Regions from separate parts of the Mus musculus genome. Here region 1 is linked to region 2. Evidence: chromatin loops called from intact Hi-C (ENCODE). Cell type or tissue: heart. All regions are shown on one strand.

The links. A loop is a pair of places that touch in the nucleus more often than their neighbours do. Peaks named below come from ENCODE experiments on the same cell type or tissue, not always from the same donor. Only the 100,000 strongest peaks of a DNase experiment are listed, where the experiment ranks them.
Region 1: it touches region 2 in a loop (6-fold over the local background); 5 of 42 quality-filtered maps call a loop at or near these places.

The regions. Positions count from the first base shown.
Region 1 is chr11:99,148,747-99,151,246 of GRCm38, forward strand. Ccr7 (chemokine (C-C motif) receptor 7) reads right to left here. Exons shown (of 3, transcript NM_007719.2): 2 at 289-338. Among named protein-coding and RNA genes, the nearest start is that of Ccr7, 5.1 kb to the right of the region's middle. In heart, no CTCF peak of the experiment used is centred here; DNase peaks (open chromatin) are centred at 495 and 1,335; H3K4me3 peaks cover 1,112 bases; H3K27ac peaks cover 2,149 bases.
Region 2 is chr11:99,065,083-99,067,582 of GRCm38, forward strand. It overlaps Tns4 (tensin 4), which reads right to left. Exons shown (of 13, transcript NM_172564.3): 13 at 596-2,500. Among named protein-coding and RNA genes, the nearest start is that of Tns4, 23 kb to the right of the region's middle. In heart, a CTCF peak has its summit at 1,100 (motif pointing left); a DNase peak (open chromatin) is centred at 1,039; H3K27ac peaks cover 1,114 bases.

The DNA.
Region 1 (2,500 bases), 84 kb after region 2:
CAGACACTGTTTCTGTCTCCTGAGTGAGGAGGTGGGAGCTGGGAAGAACGAGGGTGGGGGTAGGTTACGTCTCCCTGGGCTTTATTTTAAAGGGGGACAATGGAAGTCCAGAGAATGCCTGCCCCCTTCGTGGGGGGAGGCGGGGGGGGGCAAGGGGCCGTGAACGGCAGGTGGGTTTGTGTCTAGACCTTTCGTTCCTTGCAGCGGTCTGTTTGTGTTCCAGCACTCCTGGCTGGGGAGGGGGTGTGGAGGAGGGAAGAGAGCTCTTGCCCTGGCAGGAAGCCTCACCTGGAAAATGACAAGGAGAGCCACCACCAGCACGTTTTTCCTGGGTTTCCCTAGAGGAGACAAAGGAGATGATGTTACCGCCCCGGTAAAAATTGCTCGGTGATTAAGGAGACATTCGGGGGTGGGGCAGGGGCACCATTGGGAACTTTTATCCCAGGCTCCAGGCACCTCGGGCTTGCTGAAAGAGAACATCAGAACCAGATTGTGTGTTTGAACACCTGGCCTGCTGCCCAGCATCCCTGTCTTCACCTCCCTCCCTTCCGCTTCTACTCCCAGGTCTGGGAAAGAAGTAGAACAGCTGGCTCCACCCCCTCCCATCCCCCTCCCATCCCCCTCCCATTCCCCTCCCCCCTCCCCTGCCCTGGCCAGTCTAGGCTGCTGCTGGTTTGCAGTATCCACTGTACCCCAATAACTCCTCCAGACTGCTGGTTCCGCACAGGGTCCTGACTCCCCCCCCCCCAACTTCCCATTCCACATGATGCACAGCCCTGTGGTAGTCGGGATGTATGCACACATGTTCAACACTTCCTTGGTGGCAAGATCCACCGGCCTGGGAGCATTCCTTGATGGTCAAGGGCACAGACAGCCACATGTGAAGCCTCACAGATGTTCTAAGGGCTAAGGAAATGGGAATCTGTTCTCTCTCCCTCAACGTGTTTTCGAATACTCTGCAGACAGAGACCACTGGTTAGAACAGGCTTGCATATGACAGCGACCACTCCTCATTCTGCTCAGAGCTGAGCCTTGAGCCAGCCTGGGCTGTATTTTCTCCTGACAGCTAAGCAAGAGGACAACTGGAAAAGTAATTTTTGCAGACATCTTATGCCCCCCACCCCAGACCTCTACCCCACATACTCCCGTCTCACCCCTGGGGACCCTTGATCCGCCTTCTTTGCTATTGGCACCCCTCTCCAGCCCTTGAATCCCAGTTCTTCAGATCTACAGGAAGAGTCAGACCCTATGGGTCTTGCAGTCCAGAGTAGGACTTTGCTCCCCAATCTGAGTCTGGGGGACCTCTTGAGGCCAGGGAAACAGTTCAAACGCAGATGTTGTTTGTCCTTGGCCATAGCACCACCTGCTGGAGACTAGGCTACATGACACCCAGGGTACCTGACATGTACTCCAGGCTGAGGAGGCTACGCTTGGTCACTCAGTACAGGCAGGAAGGGCATCAGGGTGACCCGGACAAACGTTTTTCCCCTCTACATTCTCCTCCATGCTATGTAAGCACGTCTTACTGAAGCTAACTCTGCCCTCTATTCCTATCTTGCCTCCCTCCTAAATCCCTAACCATAAGTCGAAATCCTAGCTGTAGAGATAGAGAGACGCTTAGGCTTAGCGTGGGGCCCATGCCTCACCAGCTCCATCTTTTTCTGGGGACAGACAGCCACTGTCCCCTTATCATCAGCTTGTACTAGAACGTTTGGAGACAGGAAGGGGAACATCACCACGTGGCTTCACAGCTCATCTCTCTCACACATTCCCCCCCCCAACTGAATTACCCCTGGCACCCCACCCCCACCCCACGAGCTTGAGGTCACATGCCCATTCTCAACTATAGGATTTTCAGGGTCTGATGCACAGCCCGCCCTTCCCTGACTCATTTCGGGGTTCAGCGTTCGAGGTTTCTTTCAACCCATCAACGGCTTTCGGTTACTGTAGAGAAAGCCCAATCTGACTGTCAGGGACGTGGAGAAACCCCTAAGGAACAAGAACTGTTTCTGTTTTACTCTGGGTTCTGTCCCGGTTCTTTTGTAGCCACAAACCCGGAGGGGCTCTGGGGTGTGTGAACAAAATTGATGTCTCATTCCAGGGATACTGGATATGAGGTTGGGGGTGGGGGTTGGGTGGGTGAGTCGGGGTCCTGTAGATCCAGGACAGGCCATGTTCAAGGCAGTTAACAGGAGAATTTGGGGGAATTTGAACGTGTGGTGACAGAGGGACCTGGTCAGTGTTGGTGAGTCAGATGACTCAATAGTCAGAAAGCAACTGCTCTTGAGCTACGGGCAGTTGGGAATGCCAGTGTGGGGGAGCTGTTGATTGAGGTGTTCGGTGTTTCCTGAGTTCTTGGGTTTGCAGAATGATTAAGGTGAAAGGAAAACTCCCTAGCACTCTAGCCCGACACCATCCCAACTCCCCTGCCCTGCCCTGCCTCAGCCTGACACTCAATTCCCTCCCCCGCCCCCAGCTCCCAGCCTGGGAAGCCAGTCGC
Region 2 (2,500 bases):
ATTGCCTTGAGTTTCAGACTAACCTGCCTCCAAAACAAAAACTGAAACAACAGGGAGGTGGCTCAGTGGGTAGAGCCCTCACTGTGCACTATTAAAGATTCGAACTTGGATCCCCAGACCCATATAAAGCCAGTAGTAGTACACATCTGTAATCCCAAAATGCCGGTGGGGGGATGGAAAACATAGACAGGAGACTCTCTGGAAACTCATGGACAGCTTGCCTGGTGGACATACAGTGGACAACAGACCCTGTCTCAAACAGGGTAGAAGGTGCCCTCTGACCTCCACACTTAAACTGTAACATGCATGTACACACACACACACACACACACACACACACACACACACACACACAACTATAGGGGCTCAGTGGTTGACAGCACTAGCTGCTCTTCAAGATGAAATGGGTTCAATTCCCAGCACCACACAGTGGCTCACAACTGTCTGTGACTCCAGGGGCGCTCTAACGCCCTCTTCTGGCCTCTGTGGTCAATGCAAAATGCGCATGGTGTGTCCTGGTATGTTACTCTCTGCTCTGTTGGGTCCCCTTCTCTGCTCAGGACTCAGGAGACAGCTCTGAATGTCCAGAACCAGCTATGGTGCAAAAAACTTTATTTTCCATGAGGCACACAGGGAGTTGTGGAGGACTCTCCCATTCAGCCTAGAACTGGCACTACTAACTGGGAAAACTTTGCTAACACCCTGCAGACCCCGGCAGTGGCACAGAGCCTGATCCCACACTGGGAAGGCCGGTCTTGGCCTGTACCACTGACCTAGCATCCCCCCACCCCCACCCTTGGGTCTGATTTGCTTTTCTGACATTGAAATCATCATCCCTCAGGACTGACCTTGGCCAATGACAATGTTGCTCTGTAGGCTGATAGCGGGCAGGGACAAACACTTGCTTCACACTGAGTTACAGTGGGCTTCTTCTGTGAGCTTCCCCTTGCATGTCATGGAACGGTCTCCTAAGGAGGCAGGCGGACTGGACCAAGAGCAACAAATGCTGCAACAAATGGCTTATGCAAGGCTGGCAGGGTGTGGGAGGAAAAGGGCCCAGCTTCTTTAACCAGCTGGGAAAGCTGCCTGTCTGCATGCTTGACTCTCTGCTTCCCCCTTGTGGTTGTAAGGTTGGTGATGCCACATGGTTATGAGTGTGTGTGTGTGTGTGTGTGTGTGTGTGTGTGTGTGTGTTGGAGCTGGAGGAGGATCCAGCAAGACTGGAGCTGGGGCAGAGATATACTTGTCTCTGTACTATAGCAACAGGGTCTCTCTTCTCCTACCCACCAGATGTGGATTCCTTGAGCATTGCCAGACAGCTGTTGCTTACCAAGAAACTGAAAGCAAAGTTTGGGATGATGTTCATTTGTAATGGGTGGGCAAGGAGGGATTAGACATGAAGAATGTGAACATTGCTGAGTCTTTTTTTTTTTTTTCCAAGACAGGGTTTCTCTGTATAGCTCTGGCTGTCCTGGAACTCACTCTGTAGACCAGGCTGGCCTTGAACTCAGAAATCTGCCTGCCTCTGCCTGCCTCCCAAGTGCTGGGATTAAAGGCGTGCGCCACCTCTGCCTGGCCCTGCTGAGTCTTTTCTAATCGTGGGTACAAGGGTCTTCTACTGAAAAAAGCTAGCCTTTAGAATCCTGATTCAACATCACAGAATAATTGATGAGGTGAGACAAGAGTCCACGCTTGTAACAGCAGAGTCCAGGGATCTTTCTATCATGCTCTTGGGAAAAAGATTCCAAGACCTTGGCAAATTACACCTAAAAATCCAAGAAATCCAGGATGTTCCACCAGACAGGAGTCAAAAAACTGCAGCAGATAGATCTCAAGATCATGAACATCATGAATGAGAACATGAATGAGAACATCATGAATACTGCATTAGAGAAGGCCTCACCGACAGAACCTTCATTGCAAAGCAGAAGATGCAGGGATGTGAAAACTCACCCCTTTTCTGCTCCCAGACTTGACTCTGACAACCTTGGGGCAGGCTGAATTTGATGCCCCTTTCCCCAAAGCCAGCTGAAGTGGGTTGCATTATAAGGTGTATGCTCTGAGGCAGCCTGGTCTGCTCTGGCTGAGGCCCTTGACCTGGTCCCCTCTCCATCATAGACTGAACCTTGTAGGCTCTTGCCCATTCAGTACCCTCTTCCCACAGCAGGTCTTTGTGGAGCGATGCCCCCAGCTCCGTGTTGGAGTGTGGTCTCTTCAGGTAAAGGCTTTGAAGACCATTGGCTGAGATTTATGAAAACCTTAATCCCACTCCCATTGTGTGTGTGTGTGTGTGTGTGTGTGTGTGTGTGTGTGCGTGTGCACACACGCGCACGTGCATGCCTTTCTGTCTCTTTCTCTCAACAGGGTCTCATGTAGCTTAGACTGCCTTAAACTCATTATATAGATAAGAATGACCTTGAACTTATGATCTTCCTGCCTTGTAGTGCTGGGATTACAACCATTGACCATTGAGAATGGTTTGTGGGGCTGGTGATCAAAT